Linked DNA regions of Mus musculus: regions 1, 2 and 3 are each linked to region 4. Evidence: chromatin loops called from intact Hi-C (ENCODE). Cell type or tissue: left cerebral cortex. All regions are shown on one strand. Links, peaks and the distances in the headings refer to the core of each region. The heading gives the core; the rest is flanking DNA.

Region 1 (6,308 bases), core at 374-5,373, 66 kb before region 4:
TTTCATAGTATAATTTCATTAAATCTGAAGGGCTTAAATATGTTAGTTAAACAACAACTCCAAGCTTATCAGAATTTTCTACTTAGGTCATTTTTGCTTCCCTTAAGTGAAGAACTGAACTTTAACACAACGAGAGCTTGCAGACCTGAAGCCTGAACAGAGCTCAGGGCAATATCTACTTCAAGCATATGCTAAGAAAATTGTTCCTAATAAGAAAATGTACCCAGGTCTTGCTTTTTAGAGAACATGATATAGATAATTTGGGGTAATAAATGTCAAATAATGTTCAAATAAAAATCATTTTAAGTGCCAATACTGTTTTACAAGACGAAAGGAGAAGCAGTTCAAAACTTGATGACTATGCCACCATCACCCATCTTTGTAATGGCATAAACAGTCATAAAATAGAGTGTGGATACACAAATTACCCATTGATAGGAGCATCAAATGCCTGTAGAGTCATCTCCATAACCCATCTCCATTCACTTTGATGTACTAGAATATCTGTTTATCAGAAGCCCCATCCCCATCCATAATTAAATCCGATGTAGTATATCAGGAAAAAAAAAAAAAGAATCAAATGGAGAAGAAATAAGATAACTGACCCTGCATTCAGTCTTGATACTCTGTACCAGAAGCCATTAACTTGTATCACTTGCTCTCCAATTTCTACAATTTAGAATCAATACAAAGAATTTCTTAAAGATTTTACAATTTCAAGTAACACCAACATATGTGTTTTTATAAATATTCTTTTACATGTACTTCATTTTGCATTAAGATTCTGTTTTGCAACTCAGCAAGGGCTGGGATTCACTTTGCTCATGTGGCAGCCCCTGAGTTAAAAATCCACTCTCTGAGAAGTGATTTAATATGGAAAGGAATGTACTTAAGAAGTTTTTGGAAAGTGTGTATGTGTTATCTTGACTGAAAAATAAAGTTACAGTTGAATCTCTAATCACTCCCTTAAAATTATTTTATAAAATTATTTATTTACTGATGTACATATTTATTTATACCTACATAAATATTCAGAGGCACTGGCAAGCTTATATGAAAAGTTGGCAGCTAAGGAAATTGTTTCCTTCTTGCTGATGACATCACTAATGAGGTATGTCAAAAATTATTCACATTTATATAGCTTTGTAATAATTTTTCTGTGTATATTTCATAAAAAAATGAGATGCAATAGCCAGAAAATACAAACTTAGTGTTTCAGAATTAACCTGTTTAAATGTAAAAGGGATGTTACAACTTCTCAGATAATGCCACCTCAGGAACTAAGGGTAAGAGCTTTGATGAGCAGAACAAAATGTCAGTCAACCCATGTTCATCCCATTTCAAAATTTTGATAACTACAAAGACATATGCTGATAGTTCAGGATCCAATTAGCAACCTCTTGCATATATAACCTTAAAGCAAAAATTTTAAACTGATTCAACCCTGCTTCCAGCTCCCGCATTAATTACTAGCTCAGGGACCCAAAAGTGTTCTAATGAATTTTACATTAGAATCCACAATATGAACAAAGTATATTACCACAGCCACTAGTAAATGCATATGTTGGCACTTGCAAGCAGAATTCTGAACAGTTATGAAGAATCCAGCTGAGTTTCAAATTTGTGATTACCATGCCAGAAGAGAAAAGAAAATTTCACAAGAACCTACTTGCCATAACCACGGTGCTGAGGACGCCAATCTCCCCTAATACCTAATGATAACCTTTAGCTCCTACTTCTCAAAGCGCAAAGGCACACGGCCTCCTGCGCTTCAGCACAAGGAAACAGCTCCCACCCACACTGACTTCTAAATGTGCAATGAATAAGCTTTAAAATCCTGTTTCTCTCCTAGCTTCCCACATTGTCACTAGACAACCTGTGTGCTGACTATACTCAGCATTAACATTTGTGCTTTACAACATCAAAACTATTGTCATCTCCACAAGGCCTTTTAATTTAAAAGTTCAAGAAAACTGTTTTGCAAACAGAATAAACAAACAGGGTACCAGGCATTATCCAAGCTCAAAATACTCGATAAAGCTATTGGAGCACATGGAGACTTTTTTATATACGATTTCTCTAATTTCATACCAAAATCAAGTATTATGTATTGAGCATTAGTGACAAATGTAATATTTTAAAGGACATACCATCCTTAGCAGAAAGTAAAGAGCAAATAAACAAATAATAATAAAGGCATATTGATCAAAGTAAGTTGATCTGAAGATTGTATTAGAAATACACCTAACTTGGGAAAGTTGGGCACAGGGTGTCCATAATTATATCTTAAGTAATTAAGATTCTCCACACTGTACACTGCTCAGGATCAGCATGTGAGTATTAAAAGGACATGAGCAGGAGTAATAGGATTCCTATTACTATCCAGGGACAGTGAGTGGTACCCTCTGATTCCCAGTTATCCTCTCAGGATACTTCTCCCCTTTCAGATTGCCAATATCACCACATATCCAGGTGTGCTAAGAAACATACCACGTCTTCTCGAGATATATGCCGCAAGTTCATCTCTAATGCTTGTATTGCACTGTCTATGTTTATGTTTCTTTTTCCTTATTATTCAGACTTGAAAAACACTACACTCCCAATAGTTCCCTGCAGCTAGAACCCAGGTGTAGTATAATATTAACACAGCTTTGTTTTCTCATAAGTTTGATGGTCCATTAACAATATCTGTCGTCAGAGGGGCTAATTTTGGTCCTGCCTGGGTCTAAGTTAACGGCAGCACTCAGGAATTTCATGGGTAACAAATCTATTGGTCTAATCTCAGCATTTTGTAACATGTTAAAAATCTTTTCTTGAGAACAGCACATAGACTGAAAATAGAGTTTCTATTTCAATTATGTCAATGTTTAAACACTGAAATTCACCACAATGAAACAAATATCAACGCTCAGAGCACGTTACTCTTCAGCTGTTTGCACATTTTTTTTCACATCTTTTCCAAGGAACTCAGAATTCTCAAAGAAATGTCCTTAACTCCTTCACTGCCGCGCACCAAGATCAAATACTGCGAACAATCTATGGATTATAAAGATCAAAGAGTTGGAGAGAATCTTTAACTGCTCGCAGGGTGGGCAGCTTTTATGCTTTTCCCAGAAACTGCAGCAAGCTAGGGGAATCCCCTTCACACAATTGTGCCATTTCCCTCCTTTCTTTCTTTTTAATCACAGACACAGTTCCTTAGATTCAGGCACAGCAAACAGTGGCGCTGCCTGGAGGACATAAAAGATACACTCAGACAATCCAGTTCTACCCCCCAGATCAGAGCTACCCAGCACATGTCTTTAGGAGAAGGAATGTCAGCAAGCGAGACTGCATTTTATTAGCAGCATTAGAAAAAAATATCACAACAAAGAAATAGTGAGCGTTTTCTACTCTGATTCAACTCCGTTACCATGCTCTGCCAGCCTTGATTTAAAAAAAAAAAAAAGTCATTACCTGTATGAAGAGAACCTGTTAATAGCCTGAGAAGGTACTGGGCAAATTTCAATATTTCACGTTTACACCGTTTCCTACAGCCACTCATCTTAAGCAACAAGGTATTCCTCTGAGGAGAGTCAGAAGTCTTTGCCAATAGAAAGAGGAGGAAAAAAAAAAAGGAAACAAAAAAAAGAGGCAGCTTCTGGGGGGAAACTTCTGTCTCAGTTTATGGAGCAGGCTGCCTTACAACTCGTGGGGAATTAGCTCTGAGTGCCTGAGTCAGAAGGTACAGCAGCCAGTGCAGATGCAAGAGTAACAGGGCACTGAGAAAGCGCTGCCTCCCAGGACGGTCATCAAGTTCTTCTGTGGCAACAGATAAGCTGCTGCTTCACACTTGTAGTAACCCTGCTATGGTGCATCTCGGCATCCTCTCTCCTGAAGCAATTGCAACCTCACGGACCATGCCGAGGGAGGCGGGGCTTGCGATGCCAGCTCATCAATGAATCAGCATGTAAGCAGGTGAGCAGACAGATGACAGGTCACTGGGGCTAAAGCCCTTCGGAAACCAATAAAAGATCCTGCTAAACAATCAGGCCTGCTGGGGAGAAATCTCGGGGTCCAAGGGTGTACAAAATGTGTCTAGATAATCAAGGAGAGATTGGAAAGGGACTGCCTGAAGTCAGAACTCAGACTGTTCCTATACACAGTGATGATCATATTCAGAGAGCAGAGACAGAAGCTGACTCTCATCAGAGTTGAGGATTTACCAGAAGAATAAAGCAATACTGCTGTGCCACAGAACGATATATTCAAACCCATTGGCTCCCTGGTAGAAAGCAAGCTGATACTCCAAACTGGCTACTGTTTCTGGGCTCAGATATTTGGAAGCCAGACGTCATTATCTGCTTTCATAAAACACTAACTTGGAAGCCAAAGTTGTGGAGTTCTATACTGTGCACCCAGGCAAAAGAGTCCCAAAGCTAACTTGCTGCATTATGCTAAAAGCAGGAACTGCCTCAGTTTCTTCTTCTTCTTAAAAGGCAAATACAACTTGTTATTTCCCTACAGACTGATTTAAGTTAGGAGAGCAATCTGCAGGGCTTGCGATGTGCACAAAGCACTTTTGTACTGAGAGTGGCGCTACACAGGCAGTTTGTAATAAATGCCTGAAAACCAGATGCTTACATCTTTGAAAGTGTCATTATTTCATAAGTCTTTGGGGCTTTGGGTAGTTTCTCGGGTTGCTTTACATTCTTAATTAATACTCCCGGGCTTTTTATTGCTTTTTACTGACTCTGTATAAATATAAATTTTGTCACTGTGATATTTAGTACAAAAAGGAAATTCAAATTCCTTATTTTAAAAGTCTGTCAGCCCCCATTTTTGAAACATGTAACAGTTCTATTTGGAACTAGTATTTTTCAATAATGCTATGCATGAAGTGATGTTCTTATACAACAACAACAAAAAAAAAATGTTTGAAATCTCAGGCTTAAAATCATTTAAGTGGAAACTCATATACTCTACAACTTCCCCTTCAATATCCACAGTCTTAGTGATGTACCCACTGAAGTGTGTTAATGAAGAAGCATACTTCTGAGGAATATTTTTTTAAAATTCAGTTAAAATAAAACTATATTTTAACATTTTCTTACAAATATATGGCATCAACTGACAATGTTTGGCACAGGAAAGATAAATATATTACTACATAATATATACTATATATCTATAGTATTTATCTAATGGGTTTATTCTGAGCAGCTTAACAGACATAGTTCCATACAGTGGGTACACTGTAGTGAAAAGGTAATAACTTTGATCCTATGGTATGTATACCTCAGCATAACCAGGAAGTTATAGGAAGATACCAACCAATAATAAACAAGAATATATCGCATATGGGTAAGTGCTCCATTAGAGTAACCGTATAGGAAAGGCATAAGTAAAAAGGGAGAAGCTAGTGCATAAAACAGGGGAGGGAACCACCATGAACTACTGAGAGCATCTGAGAAATAAAGAACACTTGGCGCAAGGATGCTAAGGTGGGAATATGATCAGCATACTTAAATGAATGCAAGACCCACATGTTTGCTGAAGTACACTGACTCAGGAGAGACTCCTAGGAGGTGTTCATGAGAGGAAGACAGTGGCAACAGTGCTTTAAGCAACCCCTGAACAGGAAAGCTGTGCCTTCTGTCTGCTAGGTAAAGATGACCTTCAATGGAACTAGAAGAGAAGAAGGAATATCTAAAAAAAGGGGGAAAGTAGTTCAGGAGAGAAATGATGGAGGTATGTATGACCTGCAGTAGGGATAAAGGTGGTCTCTTTCTGGATATACAAGGAAACAGAATTCATGGGGTTTGGTACATTGACTAAGGACATAAAAGAAAAAGGATTAAGAGTTACCTAATTGGGATTTAAATAATTAGTGGGCACACTCAATTAGCTGTTGAAATGCTATTGTATACAATTAAAATGCACATGGTTGTTTGATTTTCAGGTTTTTAGAAACTCCCCAGGCTTTTTATTCTAAAATTTCTTTTTGTTTTTTTGACATTTTTTTAATTAAGTATTTTCTTCATTTACATTTCCAATGCTATCCCAAAAGTCCCCAATGCCCTTCCCCCCCACTCCCCTACCCACCCACTCCCACTTCTTGGCCCTGGCATTCCCCTGTACTGAGGCATATAAAGTTTGCAAGACCAATGGGCCTCTCTTCCCACTGATGGCCCTACTAGGCCATCTTCTGATACATATGCAGCTAGAGACAGGAGCTCCGGCGGGTACTGGTTAGTTCATATTGTTGTTCCACCTATAGGGTTGCAGATCCCTTTAGCTCCTTGAGTACTTTCTCTAGCTGTACCATT
Region 2 (6,308 bases), core at 580-5,579, 260 kb before region 4:
GTAAATAAAGAAAAAAATCTAAATAAAAAAGATAAAAAATAAAAATATTTAGAAGTAAACTATAAGAACTGCAACTATAAGAACTAAAAGTTGCTTAACAATATGGTCTTTTTGGTTTCAATATTTCCAATATACTTTCTGAGGCTGTAGCTCCTAAGAAGACAGCATGAATTTCCTTGACTTGTAAATCTTATCACCTTCTATTGTGCTAGGCATAGGAAAAGACCTAGTTTAGGGTTTAAGTGACCTATATTTTGGTTTTAGGAACTTATTCAGTAACATCATGAATTTTATCACAGTGAAGTGTTTAGTTCCTTAGTTACTTTCCATCACATTATCAATTTATTATCTATAATAATAATTTATCTATGATTATCGTGTATTAGGTATATTATTATCTATGGTTATCACTAATTATGTTCTAGAAGAACTTGGTTCAACGAGGTGTAAAGACTCAAGAACAGACTTCAATCTACAGCTTTTGATTGTTAAAGACTATGTAACAGTTACTGGTAATTCAAATACATAGTTTTAAGCCTTAATCTGATTCTGAACGTCTCAAAATATTTTAAGGTATTTGTTTAAAATGTGGATCTATATAGAGAGTGGTCCCAGTAGGTAAAGCATTTGTCTCAAAAATATAGGTATTTAATTTGGGTCTCTAAAATCCTTGGAAAGCCAGACATCGTACCACCAGAAGCATCTAATTCCAGTGTTCCTAAGACAATATGAGAGAGGGGGACATAAGAACCTTGAGAACTCTTAGGCCAGATAGTCTGGCACATGCTGCTGCAAATAATAATGAATTCCTGTCTTAAACAAGGTTGATGGGGAAGGCCCATACACATTGAGAAATGGGCAGGATGCTGAGAAATTAAGTTCAGTCTGAGTTATAAAGAACTTCATGATGGTTTCATTAAACCCCTATCTTCCCTTTCTTCTCCTAACTTTAACTCCAGTAATGGTGAACTAGTTTCTTCATGTCACCATGTTTTTAATTACAAAATGTTGCCCACTGTCTCTTCTATATATCTCTGTGGATTATCATTTTTCTCTGCAATAAATTCCATTTTCTCTCCAAATTCTCCTCAAATCTCACCGCCACATGTAGAGATAAGTGGCTTTCTTCTCTATACATCTACATCATTTATTGATTGATTGACTGATGGATGTTATCCCTCCAACTATGTATACCAAAAGAAAAAAAAATGGTGGGTGTCACACACATTAGTATCTCCATGGCACTTCTCAATTGTAATGGATGTTAAATGAGCAGTGGCTAACGAGACTCATGAAGGGAAAAATGGGAAAAAATGGTGGAGGATTGAATAGAGAAAGAGGAGAAAGGACAGTACAAGAGAGGGATGGGAGAAGGATAAAATAAAGGCACTATGGATGTTTAAAATAGCCATAAGGACTTATATTCTTTTATACTTATCTAAACTTTTGTTTAATACATGTAAGTGTGTATGTGTATGTATAAGTGAATGAGCCCAAATATGACGATGAGTTTCTGTTGTTAAACATCACATACACTTTAAACACAGAACTCAGAGGATTCAAGCTGGGTCTTACCTAAAAGTCTCCTACTCGAGGATTACCTGTCATACTATCAGAATTCAATATGCAAGCAGTCTATATAGGCAAGCAATCAATAGGCCTGGCAAACATGGTGCCTATGAACCACAAAATGACCAGCATGGTAGGCTATCTCTATGGGTGCAGTAATTCTTTGTATCTTGCTGTTCACTGACAGCTCTCTGATTGGACCTAAGACACAGGTAGAGACAAACCATGCTTGGTACAGTAAACTACCAAATACCCATTGCTAGTGAGGACATGGACTTAGAAGAGAACCTACCACTGACACTTTCTGAAATATTATAATTATTTACATTCTAAATGCTTATCCTCCTGCGCATTGATATATGTCGCTCTCATCCCTCACCAAAGCAGCTTCTCTTTGATACCACCAGGGGAAACCATTACAGAATCAAAATGCAAAGAACAAATAATCAACATGTGCCCAGCCCCATTTCATATATCACATGCATTGCTTCTATGGCTCAGAGAATATCACAGGAGAAAGTGCGGAAAGATTCTAAGGACCAAATGATCAAGAATTCTGCTAAACATTGTTATCTTATAAATATGATGAGGCAGCTGCACTTGTGAAACTTCAGCAATGTGGCACTTTAAACAAGACCTGAACAATGAAAACGCCAGTTTATCTGTCAACATAAATGGTGGAAAATCCTACCTACCCACCTCTAGATGAAGAGCTCCAGCCAATTACAGACTACTGAGACGGAGAATTAGTATTCTCCAGGGATGATCTCCTTAAATAGTTATCCAATGCTACGTGGTCAGCCGCAGCATCATATACATACAAGCAATATTAAATAGGTTAATCATCAGATTGCATCTATACTTGTATTCTCACATGCATATATATTTAATAATAAAAATTATTAATCCATAAATTTGAGAGGGAGCAGAAGAGAAGGACATGGGAGGGCGTGGAGGGATAAGAAGGATGGGGGTAAATGATGTAATTATATTTAATTAAATGAACACATTTAAAAGAACAATGCTTGCTATAAACATTCTCTACACATTTAAATTATGTTAATAATAATGCAATTACCAAATTCTAAACAGCAGGCTGTGCTGTGTAAATAATTGCAGACCTATAAGTTTTGATCTACATGTGTTTTTTTTTCCTTAAGTCTAACGAGATCTGCACTGTTCACTGAGTTTTGTTTTTAGCAAATAGCAAAATTTTAAACTGAGTCCTAGAAACTCCATGATTCCAAAACAAATATTCAAAACACAAAGCACAAAACAATAACAAAATCAGCCAAGAGTGTAGAAAAAAGCCAGACTATAATAATTCAAATCCTAGTTCTACCTTCCTGTAGACATGAGACCTTGTATAAAAATTTAGCTCCTGGGGCACGTGGTGTGTATAGAGACAATGCCAAGAGCTTTTGCTCCTCAGTGTTTCTGTGGACATTAAGTAGGCAAATCCATGCAGCGTTATTAAAGATTTGCCTGTTTACCTAGTGGGTTATCAATATAACCCCTTCAATATGTATTAAATTTAAATCAGTAATGCATCTCTATGATTGGAACTATATACACATGCTGCATTCATTTGTCAATACAACCTAATAACACATGCTATTTTCAATGAATCTTGATGGTTTACACTAGCTTACTCTTGTGTTTCTCACATATAAGTGAATTAAGCAAAACTAGACAGTGAATCCCACCAGTGCCCAAACAGGAAAGTTTACATCTACAGCTATAAATCTTCTACTACAAAATAGGAAATAAATTTCAAGGACATGTTTGTCTATATGTCCAAATATTTTGATATTATCCTGAAATTCTATGACTTAATCAGCAATGATTAAAGTACCCACTTACACAGACAGCAAGCTTCAGTTAGTCCCAGTAATCTTTTGGACACCTGTTGGCTTCAAATTGGTGCATTACAAATACTAGGCTTAGACACCATCCCAAGGGAGAGCATGCATTTTAACAATACGCCACTAGGTGGCGCTGGAGGCAAATAGTATTTCTCTAAGGAGGTGAATGTCGACTTTCAGGCAATGTGTCTTAGTTATGCTGAAGCGAAATTTCACAACGATGATATGATTACGATCAGCTAGCATGAACAAAACAGCATCTTTGCATCAGTGTCTGACAAGTAGAAGTATACATAACAGGAAACTTGTGCATATTTATTTCTGTCCTGAATCCCTATGATTCAGCAAGGCTTTTTTTTTTTTTTTTTTTTTTTTTTTTTTTTAAACAGAAGCAGATGCTCAACAATAGGAAATTATCAAGAAAATTCCACATATCCACAATCAAATATTCTGTACTTATCAGTCTCATTTTGTATACCAGACTAATGAGGCTTTAGAATTTCTGAAAGAAAACACCTGTTGTAGTGTATGTAATTTACCAGATAGGGGACATATTAAGGGCATCTATTTTCCTTCCATTTTGATTTAGAACTACATGATTTCATTCAATATATTTCTTTTCTGTCTTTAGTCCTCACGAACACTTAACAGTTAACAGAAAGTCTGAACAGTGGGACATGTGTCCCAGAGCTTAGAATGGGACATACCACAGGGTATTTTCACAGATCCACAGTTCTTGAAAGGCACTTCCCATCACTTATAGCCGAGGTGGCTCCCCAGGCAGCCCTTAGCGAGGAGTAATTTCTGAGTCTATGATTTTAGTCCATCTAAACTGCTGCCATTCTCCATCTATTCTGCCCTTTCTGAACTCCTCAGTGTCCTACACATGCATGTGAGCACACATGCACATAAGCATCACTGGTTAGGGATTCAAGCTCATTGGAAGTACCTGTGGGTTCAAAGTTAAGGAAAGCATTCTACTACAAAATGAACGTAGGCTACGTACTCAGTCGTTCCTTCCCCATAATGTTCCTTGGCCACATAACTCTGATTTACTTCAGAAGAATACTGACATGCCCCCATTATATATTCACATTTTTTTCTAGTGGCTGAATCCATGTGCCCCAGCCCTACCTCGGGGAGTTATTAGAGTCTGACAAGGGATACGGGGGAGGTCTTTTCTCTGCAATCATTGGCTCTAGGCTTATCTACTTCCATCTACCATAGTGATGCATAGGTGTGACTGTTGGCCTCCACGCTACGAGAAAATGAGGTGACCATTATCAACAGCACAGAGGAGCAGACTGATATGAATCTACCATCACTAAGAAATACTCTTCCAATATCTCATAAAAAGCATATCAAGTTGCTAATTTCCATCACTATAAATTGGTATGGTCCTTAAACGTGAGTGGATTCTCCATAGGAAATTTCCTTTTTATTCCTCAAGACGTATCTTCATTTGGTTTGTTCACAATCAACCTGCATATCTCTCCCTGTCGGGACGAGTCTGCTTCTCCACCATATCCATGATACACTAAAACTTACGATACCTAAAGAGTATATTCTAATCATGTTATACTGTAAAACAAACAAAACTTTAAAATAGCTTCTATGACAATAAGAAAGGAGAGGAAACACATTAAACAGCATTTGAGAAGCTCTTAATACTTCCCAAAACTTTCACAACCACTTTTTGTTTTGATAATAGTCTCTGTGTACCAGTGTAGACACTATGCTAGAAATACTACCTTACTCTCCACTACCATTTATTATAACCTATGATTACTCTTGGTGTCTTGATAGCACAATATGATAGCTTGTACCATCTTTCCTTATCTCCTTCTTTTTTGGGATAACAATAACTAACATTAGGAAGCAGGTACTTCATGCTAAAAGCATTTCGCAGTTACAGTGTTATACATACCACTTCATTTAATCTCTCGAATTTCCTATGGCCTGGTACTATTATTAAAACTCAATAGATGATGGAATTGGACCAAGGTCCAGGGACAATGCAGTGTCTCTGTCATCTTACAGGATTATTACTACTTTAAAACCTGTCATATATTTCAACAATTTTCCTCTCATCTTTGAGCTCAAACCAGGCTTTCAGACTGTAATCCATGCACCTTCTTATGTTTGCTTTCATTGCACTTGACAGTGGATTTAAGAATGGCAACAATCTGTTTCATATCATGAAAAGATTCAATATTGAACTATTTTCCTTTCTTTTACCACAGAATTGATGTTAATGAGTGTGGCTCTAGAAATGTGTACTTCACAAGACCTTAGTGGATAATGAACCCTCCAATTAGCTTACTGTTTTCTTTTACTTTCTAGGCAAGAAAAAAAAAGGCTTAATTTTAAATGTACTCTATAAAAATATGTGCGGTTGCATACACTAGCAAGAGTTTGCTGAAAGGACCCTGATATAGCTGTCTCTTGTGAGACTAGGCCGGGGCCTAGCAAACACATAAGTGGATCCTCACAGTCAGCTATTGGATGGATCACAGGGCTCCCAATGGAGGAGCTAGAGAAAGTATCCAAGGAGCTAAAGAGATCTGCAACCCTGGAGGTGCAACAACATTATGAACTAACCAGTACCCCAGAGCTCTTGTCTCTAGCTGCATATGCATCAAAAGATGACCTAGTTGGCCATCACTGGAAAGAGAGGCCCATTGGACATGCAAACTTTATATGCCCCAGTACAGGGGAACGCCAGGGCCAAAAAGTGGGAATGGGTGGGTAGGGGAGTGGGGGGGGGGTATGGGGGACTTTTGGGATGGCATTGGAAATGTAATTGAGAAAAATACATAATAAAAATAACATTTAAAAAAGAAGATAAGCAATGTATTTTACAAAATTTACAGT
Region 3 (6,308 bases), core at 480-5,479, 58 kb before region 4:
TGATTTCTGAAATGAAGATGTACCCTTGTATCTACTTGTGGAGTAGAGAGAAAGTTCTAGTTTCTAGCTTACCTTGTTTATATATGCAGACTAATTATCATCAATAGGACTATATCTTTAATGACTACATTGCCCTCTTCCAAGCATCCTAGTACTATTGATAGAACTCTCACCTTCTAAACCTAATTGTCTTCTAAATACCACCTTCACACAATCACACTTGGTGCCACTTTTATTCGTATGTATCTAGAAGTAAGGAAAACACGCATGCACACACAACACACATACACGCACACATGCCCGCACACATGTACTCACATGCACATCAAAGAATATTACTGAAAATATATTGCTGTAAAATAAATTACTGTAAAATAAAATTGGACATCTTTGAATGGATGGACTATTTCTTTAAATAAACATATATATCTCAACTTGTGAAACCTTTGAGGAGAGGCATATCAACACATAAAAAAAAACTATTACAACCATTTGATTATTAACAACAGAGTTTTTTTTTAAAGTTGCAGTTGGTATTCAAGGAATGAAAACCATCCATTAGGGTGGGGATAGGTTGCAGTGGAGCAGTCCACATCCATATGGAAAATGGACATAGATAAAGTTCCTGTGTCTTCAGAAAAAAAGTGTAAAATGTAGTTTTTTTTAAAGTGTAGATCACAATTAATCCTAAACTTTGATGTAAAATGTAAAGCTATAGAAGTTTCAGAAAGACACCCATCATGGTGTGTGCCTTTCATTCATTCACACTGGAAGGTAAAATGGAAGGATTTTGTATTTGAGGTCAGTCAGGACAAAATAGTGAGTTGCAGGACAGCGTGGGATAGCAGATATAAAAAGTGGTTTATTTTTAAAAGCAATAAAGTAAACAAGATTTTAATCAAAAAAGAATTTGAAGAAACTCTTCAGTAACTACACAAAGAAGCTTAAAACTTGGCTACAGATATGTGACTTCTAAAAGGAGAAACTGAAAACTGGATAACATCAAGTTTAACACTTCTATTATCAAAGATTTTCATAAACAGTTAAAAGGCAAGCTACAGAGCATAATGAAATATTTACTATATACATCCTGACAAAAATAGAATCTACAATATACTGAGAACTTCAAAACCCAGTAACATAAAAGTACAAAATCCAATTCAAATATGAGCAAAAACTATGCAAAAGTTTTTCACCAAAAAGGAAATATAGGTGATAAATACATGAAAATATATTTCATGTTATGATTATACTCCAGAGGAAAATTGCAATAAGAACATCAAAATATTTCTATTAAAATATCTAGGATCAAAGTTGAGACAAGAAGAATTGTTGACAGGGTACTGGTAAATTTGATTGCTCATACAATAACAACAGAGATGTAAGATGATAAAACCACTCTAGAAAACATATATATACATACACATATACTCCTTCTTCCATTTCTTCCCCCAAGAATTCCTAAATATCCCTCTTTGCTCTCTTTCAGATTCATGGACTATCTTTTTCATCAAGTGTTTTTATATGCATATGGGGACATACATATGTATTCCTAAGGACAACCTGCTCAGCCTGTATGATGTTTTCAGGACTGACCATCTGGTATTGAATATCCAGTTGGTATGCTCTTCTGTGGAGAAAACTATTTCTCTCACTCTCAGTGTTGCTCCTTTTATACATAATACTTCACACAGATGAATTTTCCTTGTCACCATCCAATCCTGTACTATAGTTTAGTTAGAATTTCTTGTTTGGAAATTTCATTCCTGTTATGACATATTAAAGGGGTGGCTATCTAGAATGTACATATAGGACCTTTATGGGCATTAACAATTTTATATTATCCGGACAGTCAGTCAATAACATTCGCATAATTCTGTGCAAAAACTCTCAGAATAGACTGTGGGAACTGACTTTTCACTTTGCAGCACAGATCTTCAGCATAACCAGGACTTCCTCTAGACATAGCAATAATATATTGCCTATAGGAGAAAGAATGGGAAAGTATGTAAGAGAAATCATCCAATTCACAGGAAAACAGAAAAAAATAATTAGGAAGATAAATTTTAAATAAAAGAGAATTAGAAAATGAAAGCAGGAGTTAGAAAATTAAAAAAAAAGTCAGCCTACTTGGATTAAACAAAACCACTAAATACAATAATATAAAATTGTAAGACTACTAACATTCCTCATACTAGAGCTAAAAGGACATTTAACTTAGAATCAAACCCCATCCACCAGGTCACCATGTGATAAGAATGGTAGAAGTTGAAAGCTCCTATGTTGTAACTCCTGATCTTAGTAAACTTAGGGGTGAGGGATTTTTAAAGTCTGGGTATTAATAAAGATATTTTTCTTTTAATTGTATTTAAAGGATTTTTTTTCTTAGTCTATCTGTCAAAGAAGGCAAAATCCAAGTATAAACAAATCATAAATGCATGATTTGCCCCTTATTCATTTTTAGAATGGAAATCAATGTCTGTTGGCTTCTCTTCAAAAAAAAAAAAAAAAAAAAGGAAGAGCCCAGGAGATTCCAAGAAGATTCTTGTCACAGTGTAGTGTTCCTTGCAAATCAACTCCTCTCAATTCATCTTGGAGCAATCTGTGTATCTCAGTGGGTGTAGATATTGTTATGCTTTTCAAATTGTCACAAGTCACAAAAATAAACATGTGCCATGTAGAAATAGCACACCATGGAGCTGCAAAGAGAAACAGAACACAGCCTGGCGGCAAAGTCACAGGCTCTGAAAGTGGGTCTTGATAGAATAGCAAAGGAGCTGCTGTCCATTAGAGAAGAATGTCCCGTGCCAGCTCCATTATTATTCCGGAAACATCACTAGTCACCTACTTCAGTGAATAAAGAGCAAGCCAACATACTGTGACTGCTCATATCCACTTCAGTGACAGTTCTGTGAGTACAAAGCAAGTCAAAATCACACCTTCCAGCAGGAAGGGTCTCTTTGGTGTGCCTAGGTCAAAATGTTCTAAAAGCTATTCTGGGTAGGGCCTAAAGCACATATGAACATTTCTGCCATAATTTAATGTCATCTAAAGAATACTAAATCTTTGAAGAGATGAGGACTCTGTCACACCTTAGCATTAAAACGAAATTACATAGACAAATATTCACATATAAATAGATTCACAGAAGTACCTGGTAAAATTCAGCTTACAAAGACACAAGCAAAACAAACAAGGAACCTCCAGCCCACCTCCACAAAATGCCTAAAACTAAAGTGGTATTTTGAATATGATTGGCCCATGGGAAGTGATACTATTAGGAGGTGTGGCCTGTTGGAGGAAGTCACTGTAGGGGTGGAGTCCAACCAGTGATTTCTTGGTTGCTTTTGGACCAAGATGTCAAATTCTCAGCTTTTCCCGTGCCATGCCTGCCTGGATGCTGCCAAGTTTCCAGCCTTGATGATAATGGACTGAACCGCTGAACTTGTAAGCCAGCCCCAATTAAATGTTTGCCTTTGTAAGCATTGCCTTGGTTGTGGTGTAGCTTTGTAGCAATGGAAACCCTAACTAAAACAGGGAGAAAGAAGGAAAACCTTTCTACAAAATGAGGTTAAAGCATATTTTTATATTCTGTTCAGGAGAGGGAAACCACTCAAGTGTTCCCAGGAAAGTCAAAGGACTAATGGGATTGTACATGTGTTGGAAAGGCAGACAGCTGAAAATGAACATCTAGAACAAAGCCTCATGGGACTCCATTGCCTCACAGTCAAGTCTAATGACTTCGTTCTACTGCTATACGAACTAGGACAAAACATGTTTTGCAGACAGAGAGAGCCAAGTTTGAAAAAAAAAAAAAGCTGCATACATTGTACTTACAAAAACCGAAAAGGATGCTAAAGGGACACATCCAGCCCAAAGGGTGACATTGGGGGCCTGAAGAAGAATCTCATTGTCAGTCTGAGACATTTCAGAAGGCTGGAGGAATGGGGGGTGGGTTCTTTTCCATGAGATCACCTCTAGATGTTAAGAAAGAGGGTCCGAATGTCTCCCTAAGTACAGTACTTCATGAAACAAGCCTAAAATGTGTCCTGTTGAAATATATATCAATTATTTTCCTCATGAGAATTTTTTTTTTTTGCTGGGTAATACAGAAGAAGGAATTTGGGGCTACACTTTATCACTTGAATTATGCATCAAACTGTACCTTAGCCCAGTTCCATTTTATTATGTGATTAAGAACCTATTTGGTCTCAAGCCTGACCAATGAGATTACTGGAAGTCTTAGAACAATGTTTCTTAATTCTGTAAAGTTTTCAACCTTTTTCTGATATCACAGAAGCACTAAAAACACCCAAGTTCCCATAATTCTTATGTATATGTACTTGGAAATTCTTGACATAACATAGGAAAGATCAGTAATTTCTCATGTCCTAAGTTTTTATAAAACATACAATTGTGAATATAAAAGTGGCATATAGCAGTCACCCACAGGGAATGAAAAGCCAATGAAAAGCCACATTGTAAACTGAAGTTCACAAAACCAAGACTCAATAAAAGTCCCTTTAACCCATCAGTTAGTCCTCCTAAAGTCAACCCCAGGACTGAAAGTCTGAGGTATATGCTGGGAAGGAATCACCAGCCTTCTACTTCAAAACACAGCTCAAAGAGTCAAGGAAGCAGTTAACACCAAAGGCAATCAATGGGCAGCTTTCAAACAATTCGATGCTCACTTGGCTTTGAGAAATCGTCAGCTATGTCCATCCAGTAATGCTGTTTTCTCTGTTCAAATGGAATGCACTTACAGGAATTGGAGACTCTGTCTTTCCCTTTTGATTAGAATACCTAGTGACTTCAGAAGAACAATTAGGTTTAGGATTCAACAACCCTTCACTCTACTAATTTATGTTGAAGATTAGTTTTCATTATTGTTATTATGTTATAGACAGAAATACTGTTGGCCTAGCAAAAATTAAAAGTAAACTGAACTCCCAACAATGTCTTTGTTTCCCTGTTATGGAAGAGAAGAAAGTGTCTGCTTCATTTTCATGTGAGGTAGCAAGCTCAGAGAAAGTACAACTCTGAGCAATCTATGACTAGGTAAAGAATAGAAGCATACTTAGAACAATATATTGGTTGCATTCTTCTTAAATCCTATCTGACATACATAAATGGTGACTTGATTTGCAAGATTTATTAAGTTTCTATTTACCAGACAGACAGTGGGAGTTAGGTGTCTCATGATATGAAGGTGCATCCTGGAGAATTTCAAAAGAAAGGTCAATGCTAAAGGTCAGACCAATGTCAGTCTTGTAGGAGAAGGCTTTGAGAGTGAATGTCAATAGAGTTTCTCAAGAGAACCAAGGTACCCTGCAAGGCTATGGTCACATGATTTCAGTTATAAATAGCCACACATTATTTTTCACTTAAGATAGAACTCTCTGAAACTATATATGACAAAACAAACAAACAAATACAAACAAACAGATGTCACTTTCTTTTCAAAGGAAAGGGGAGATCAAAATTAAAGTCAAAAGTAGGAAATGGTTAAAATAGTAGCTGTGAAATCAAAGAACTAATTTAACCATTCAGAGAGATAAGAAAAATGGAACAAAGATAGAAGCTCTCTTGATTCTTCAGACTGGACAGGTAAGTGAGAGTTATGGCTGTGTTTGGATCTCATTTTCTGTATGAAAAGCTACACAAACACAGTGATGTGTGGTTCAGAGATGGAGGATTTCTTAGGCTTGATGGCTTCCAGCATAACTCCAGGCTCAGTGAGAGATCCTATACCAAAGGAATAAGTTGGAACATGAATAAGCAGGATACATGAATGCCTTACCCGTCTCAAACATTTACATCTGCATGCACAAGTCATATATGCTAAACTTACACACATAAAAGAAAGGGTTCTATAGAAACATTTTGAAATATCAGACACAATGGCATTAAGTAATCAAATAAATATACATACTCAGCGACAGCATCTTCACCATGTTATAGTTCCATTTAGTAAGAATTTTCTTTTTTGCCATTTTTTGTTGAAGCTTTTATAACTTCTCTAATACATCAGGCCATTTCCCAGGAAATTTTTTAAAAATAGAAAAATTCAAAAGCAGTACAGAAGTCCATATTCCAGGCAAGTCTAGTACCTAATAATTACCTTCTCCATACAATGGCAACCAGCAATGATGGCCACACACAGCTTTCAAATTACACTACACAAGAGAACACACTCTTTGGGAAGCAAAGGACTATGCCAACATGAAACACAACTTGGACCATTCTTCCAAGTTATACATTTTCTTGTTGGAATTACACAAAGCCACATTTTACACTATAGTCAAAAG
Region 4 (6,308 bases), core at 692-5,691:
AAACACTTAGGAATAAATTTCATCAGTGTAGTCAGATAGCTACAAAACAAAATCTTAAGTTATTGATGAAACTGGTTAAAGAAGACACGCATAGAAAGATGGAAATTTCATTGTTTGGAATAAATAATATTGTTTTAATGTCCATATTTTAGAGAATATTTATAAATTCAATATACCCTACAATGATCTACAATCAAAAGCCCAATGGCCTTTCCAGGGAAATTTAATAGATACCTAAAATTCATATATAAACATGAAAGGCTCTGACCAACTTAAGGAACTATGAGCAGGGATGACAAAGCAGGAGGCATAATAACAACTGCTCTCAAGACATAAGACAGAGCTGATCAAGACAGCATGGTCTGAACTACAGATAACAGAAAGACCACAAAAAGCAAGGATTTCTCAACCATAAATCTATACATCTCCACACACACAGCAAGTCCTTGACAAGGGCACCATGGTGGAGAAAGGTTGACCTCTTCGATAAATGTTGCCTGCAAAGCTGAATGTGCAGATTAGACAAAGAAAACAACCCCAAATTTTGTAACACGTTTTATTCCATTCAATATGCCCAAAATGTTATGTTAACAAATAATCAACATAAAAATGCTAAGATGTTGTACACATGTTAGCACTTAGCTTTTGGAGAACTAGAGGGTATGTTTTATTTATGGCACTTCTCAATGAGAGTCAGCTGCATTTCAAGTGCTCATTAGCCACATGTGACCTGTGACTACCCTATTGGGGAAAGGTGAAGAATGGATTATTATAAATTATTTTCATTTCTTATTATGTGTTTCTCTTGGAGTATTTTTGTGTTTATTAGTTATTTATGCATTAAGCAATAATTATGTAACTAAACAAATTACTTTCTTATTATATTTATGTTGTTCATGGCCCATTATAGTTACACATTCTACATGTTGCTTTTTATGCCTTACTCACCTCTAGTGCCTAAAACACTTATCAACCCAGTATAACTAGCTAACTTCCAGCAAAACAGTGATTCTTGAATAAAAATTTCTGCTTTTAATTATTTCAACATGAAGATAAAAGTGTGTGCATTGTCCTGCTATAAGCCAGTAAGGATATTACCTTTTTGTTATTTGTTTGCTTGTTTGTTTCTTTACTTGTTTGTTTTGGAGCATTAAAGCTAAACTTCATAAACAAAGTTAGATTCTAGTGAGCAGTATTTATACATCAACTCATTCTTGTTAGTGACTGCCAGGAACCCAAAGACTCCCAATATGAGTTCTCTATTTTTGAATGAATGCTCATAGTCTCTATCCACATTAGAGTGATGCAGTAAAGGAGAATACCATGGAACTGGGGAAAAGGTGGAAGAAATGAAATTGGAAGGGAAGGATCCATGAGATGGGCCGACAAGAATTGATAGGATAGTGTCTAAGTGCACCATTAGGACAGTGCTCATTCAACAATTGCTTCTAGAATAAACGGAATGATGTACACTCAATCTAATTTCCTTGTTGAAATTCTCAGACGGTGTTGTCAATGAGCAGTACAGGTCACTGAATAACAATTCCAGAATTGGTTTTGAGGTCACACAAATAAAAAGAACATTGCCCAAATTATATGCCTATTTCTGTTATCACATTTAAACTATGCTTGTTGCCTATGCAACACAATAAACAATGCCCATAGCTGTGCATTCTTCTAACACAATAGTACATGCCAGCGGGCACTCATTAGACACAGAGACTAAAATGGACTGCTGGTCGTTTTGCTTTTTCCCGTAATGAAGTTTGCATAATTATTTCCTTTTTACTTTGTACTGAATAAAAAGAACCAGTCAACAATTTTCAAGTAGGACCATTGAACATTATTCCATAGGCTTCTGAAAATTGACAGTTAACTTCAAAGGTATGCATCAACTCTCAGTCCCTCTAAATAAAATAAAATTTTAAAAAAGCAAATTGTCCATTTCTAGTGTCATATGGGAGTAAGAGTAGTCCTTGATTGTGGTAGTGGCCTAGTGGTCAGGTATGGAGCGTTCTCATGACCTTATTAGTCTTAGACAAGTCAGTTCTGCCCTCTAAATCTAAATTTTCTCAGCAAAACAGAGTTGTGCAAACTAAACTGCCATGTTCTGATAATGAAAGGACATAAGCAGGCTGCTCCTTCTGTAAGTTGGTGCTGACTTTCTCATCTCAGTCTGGGAAGGAGGCTCCTTCCTTACAGGGGTGGCAAACAGAAGAAAAACAATGCTGACTTACCTAAAACTAAGATCACCACGTTTGCCTTTTCATGGTTTGAAGAAAGAGCCCTGAGCCAATACACAGAATTTAGAAGCATCCTGTGAGTTATAATAGGCTTGCTAGGAAATGTCTTGAGTGCCAGGAACTCCAGATCAGGAGAAAATTTATGCAATTAGATCATTTGCCCTAAATGTGATTATGCATTTTAGTAATGAACAGTGTGATTCCGTAGTTAAAGGCAGGACAGGCAGAGGAAAGGGAGTAAGAGGTTGCTTCAACTGCCACCCAAGCTCCGCAGCCCTTTAGAAATGGAAAGTATATATGCACAATATGCAAGCACGTTCTCTAATGGCTTGATATAGCACATAAACTGTTTGAGTCAATTTACTCTGTGCGCAGTGCAGAGAGGAAGCAGACTTGCAAGTGTAGGCACACAGCTATAATTCCAGCCAGGAAGACAAGTTCTGACTATAAGGAGACAAGAAAGAAAAAGCAAATATCTAAAGCTGGCAAGATAGAGTGCCAGTCGACGTGCAGAATATGCAACTTAGGCATAAGAACAGTTCAGTAAGTTCCCAAATGAGTTAGAATTTCACAGAAAGAAAGTAGAAACACCAGAGCCCTGGGCCACACAGCATGGCACTAAGGCATCGGCTTTCAGTGAATTATTTATAAAAACTATGTCCTACTGGTATCCAGAGGCTGTGATGATTATCTGGACATGATGCATACATATATATGATCTCTCTCTCTCTCTTTCTCTCTCTCTCTCTCTCTCTCTCTCTCTCTCTCTCTCTCTCTCTCTCACACACACACACACACACACACACACACACACACACACACACACCAATGGTACCTTTGCTACTTAGAACTAGCAATAGTTTGTGGATCACAGCCTGGAAGGCCTGGGCTGTTTGTGAGCCTCTTCTCCCTTTTGCACTTTTGCAAGTCTCAGAGAACTTGCAACACTGTCACCTTGCTTGTCTGCTGACCCTTGTGCTTCTTGGGACTGGAAAAGACCTGGCTTTCTCTAACCTCAACAATCATTGACAGGATGGTGGCAAGGCAATGCAAGAGGCAGGGGAAGAAGTTTGCTTTGGAGGTTTATTCTATAAACCCCTTGCTTCTCTCACTAGAGACAGTGCCCCGAGAGAAGGCAGCAGTGTCTGCACATGCTAATGTGCCTGCCTTCTTGAGTTCTTTGGTTTTTCTTTGTAGAGTTGGACCTTTTGGAGAAGGTGGACAAGCTAGAGCCAGAGCCTCTCGGTCTGCAGAGGGGACTTGCTCCCTAGGAAGGGCCTGACATCTGAAAGTGACCTTGCAGATGAAACACAGACAGACAGACAGACAGACAGATGGATCAGAGCTCTGGCCCTGTATGACTGCAGGAAACTGGATAGAAAAACAGCAATGTTAGCAAGCCATTGCAATAGAAACATGTCATCTGCAACAGCGACATCTTGTGGCGATAAGGAGTCAACACAGCAGTTGACAGGGATCAAAATTTTCCTCTAGTCCAGCTCTGTGTTGAGGATCCCTAGATTATGCACACCACAATGGCTAAAGGAGGCATATGATCTGGCACTCAGACAGCTGTCAGATAATAAGCAGGCAGTAAACAAAACACTGGATTTATCATCTTTATTATTTTTGAAGCAAAGGACTTCATGTTATTGTGGTGTGAATGAGAAATGATGCTACAGGGCCTATATAGCACTTGATCCCCAGATGCTGATTGGGAACATTGTGAAGGCTTCAGAAGAGGAAGCCTTGCTTGGGGAAGGATACCACCACCTGGGCCGGGCTGTGGTCTCTCTGTTTTCTGCCCCTGCTAGCATGCCAACCCATTGCTATGCCTTTCCCACTACGACGAACTCTATTCCTCTAGAACCAAATTACAATTTTTCTCCCCAAGTTGATTTCAATTTGAGCAGTTTTGTCAGAGCAACAGAAAAATCAAACTATTACAGTGCTCACTGAGTTCTGCATAGCTTATTCCAAGGCAATCCACTCTCTATAAGAGAGTGCAGGACTTGCCAGTCTCCATTCTCAATGCCTCCATAAAAATACTTAAGGCAGTTTCAGTTATAGCACAAGGAAAACTAAGGCACAAAGAGTTCATATTACTTACCAAAATTTTCACTTCAATTGTAAGAGGCTCATCAGGGACTCAGGCATAAGTCTTTAGACCTCCGATTCATAGGTTCTAACCTCTGTCCTCCTATTACTCAACTTACCTCTATTACTATTGCTGTTGGTCTAAAGCAAATTTGTCAAAGCGGTCAGCAACAACAACAAAAATTCTCAAATCACAAGTCATAATTTCTCACATCCCCATAATTTTTTAAAAGATACACAGAAGCCGGGCAGTGGTGGTGCACGTCTTTAATCCCAGCACTTGGGAGGCAGAGGCAGGTGGATTTCTGATGTTGAGGCCAGCTTGGTCTACATAGTGAGTTCTGGGACAGCCAGGGCTACACAGAGAAACCCTGTCTCGAAAAACCAAACAAAAGCCAAACAAACAAAGATACACAGGCTAAATACAACGATTTCTGCAGAAAACCCTCTTACCATCTAAGTTGTGAACCAAACCTGAATTGTCTCACTTCCTGAATAACAAATGGAAAGAATAAGCTCTCTTATCTTCATAAAGTGGAGATCTAGCAGGAATCATGAATGGACTTACATCGTTATCACAACTCTGTGAACCATAGGCTTTAGGTAACCATTCTTTACCTTGCTATATTAACCTATAGACCAGAATGCATGAAGTATGGTTTTTATTTATCAGTCTGCTTAATCGTGTAAATTAAAAAAAAACATTTTCCATCTATTACATACAAGATACTACTCTAGGTATTACAATATGATAATAATCATTTAAAAATGAATAAGAAACAAAACAACAATTTTAAAAAAAAGCTCTGCCCTCTTGTGGACAAAATTCTGGTGAAAGAGGCAAAAGTACAACTGTATTTTTGATGACTTATCAGCCAATGAGATTTGCAATAAAGAGAAAAGGCAGAGCAAGTGGTCAGAGCTCCTGCGATTGGAAGCAGCCGTGGGATCTCTGCAGCAACATCTGAGACGATCTAAGGAAGACATGTGAAAATTCTACCAGAAATTTGCGTCATGAAAGACTGAGAAGGCCCATGTCCCTGCAGCCCAGTGAGCAAAGACATGTCACCAAAGAAACAAAGAGATGTCACTGCAAGGGAGAGACCAATTAGTGCTGCATGACCCCAGTAAGAGCACCGGACCTCCTGATAGGAGTCCCAAAGAGGGGTCAGAGCCAGACTCCCTAGGGATATTGTGTGGATTTCTCTGAGGCTGTGGATAGGAGACATCACCAGATAGAATGCAGGGAGATGGAACTGGGAGCAAAGTAGACAAGGGAAGGAGAGAGGCCAATGGCTTAGCACAGTACATGACAGGCAGCTGGCCTAATCGCCAACTATACAATACTTTGAGGCTTTGTAGTCCTGAATTTTTATTAGCCCATCTGGTCACCACTTGCTTTTATTTCAAAATACATTTGTTAAAAACTTTACAAGTTAGTCATGAGAGCAAATAATAAAATACTATATATCCTGAAATATATGTCATCACTGTTTTTTTTTTCATGTCATAAACAAAATGTGTAAGTTCAAAGTCTAATTGAAAAGGTGATTTGATGTAATAGAGGCAAGTTATCAACTATGAGACTATGAGTAAATTCTAAATGAACTGAATTTACATCAGACATATTAATTCAGTATTTGTTCAGTTCAGTTCAGGGAGACTACAAAAGAAAATAACATAATAAATGCTCCTGAGCTCTTGGTCCTGTGAAGCTTCTATGCCCCAGTATAGGGGACTGCCAGGGACAGGAAGCAGGAGTGGGTGAGTTGATGAGCAGGGGGAGGGCGGATGGGATAGGGGCTTTTTGGAGGGGAAACCAGGAATGGGGATAACATTTAAAATGTAAAAAAGGAAATATGTAGTAAAAACTTTTTTTAAAAAAGAAATGCTCCTTAAAGAAGACAGAAAAATGTAACAACAATTAAAGAAAGCAAAGCCATGAGTTTGATAAAGAGTAAAGGAAAA

The links. Hi-C counts contacts between places; a loop is a spot of excess contacts. Peaks named below come from ENCODE experiments on the same cell type or tissue, not always from the same donor. Only the 100,000 strongest peaks of a DNase experiment are listed, where the experiment ranks them.
Region 1: it touches region 4 in a loop (2.2-fold over the local background); 2 of 42 quality-filtered maps call a loop at or near these places.
Region 2: it touches region 4 in a loop (10-fold over the local background); 31 of 42 quality-filtered maps call a loop at or near these places.
Region 3: a loop joins it to region 4, with 2.2 times the contacts of the local background. A loop is called at or near these places in 2 of 42 quality-filtered maps.

What each region holds. Positions count from the first base shown.
Region 1 is chr5:49,281,797-49,288,104 of GRCm38, forward strand. All of the region lies in intron 1 of Kcnip4 (Kv channel interacting protein 4), which reads right to left. Among named protein-coding and RNA genes, the nearest start is that of Kcnip4, 240 kb to the right of the region's middle. In left cerebral cortex, for the core only: a CTCF peak has its summit at 3,260; DNase peaks (open chromatin) are centred at 1,763, 3,892 and 4,513; H3K4me3 peaks cover 1,005 bases.
Region 2 is chr5:49,086,769-49,093,076 of GRCm38, forward strand. All of the region lies in intron 1 of Kcnip4 (Kv channel interacting protein 4), which reads right to left. Among named protein-coding and RNA genes, the nearest start is that of Kcnip4, 430 kb to the right of the region's middle. In left cerebral cortex, for the core only: a CTCF peak has its summit at 3,552 (motif pointing right); DNase peaks (open chromatin) are centred at 3,558 and 4,147.
Region 3 is chr5:49,289,251-49,295,558 of GRCm38, forward strand. The region is part of intron 1 of Kcnip4 (Kv channel interacting protein 4); the gene reads right to left. Among named protein-coding and RNA genes, the nearest start is that of Kcnip4, 230 kb to the right of the region's middle. In left cerebral cortex, for the core only: no CTCF peak of the experiment used is centred there; DNase peaks (open chromatin) are centred at 2,749 and 3,401.
Region 4 is chr5:49,347,092-49,353,399 of GRCm38, forward strand. The region is part of intron 1 of Kcnip4 (Kv channel interacting protein 4); the gene reads right to left. Among named protein-coding and RNA genes, the nearest start is that of Kcnip4, 170 kb to the right of the region's middle. In left cerebral cortex, for the core only: CTCF peaks have their summits at 3,696 (motif pointing left) and 5,164 (motif pointing left); DNase peaks (open chromatin) are centred at 2,665 and 3,682; H3K27ac peaks cover 443 bases.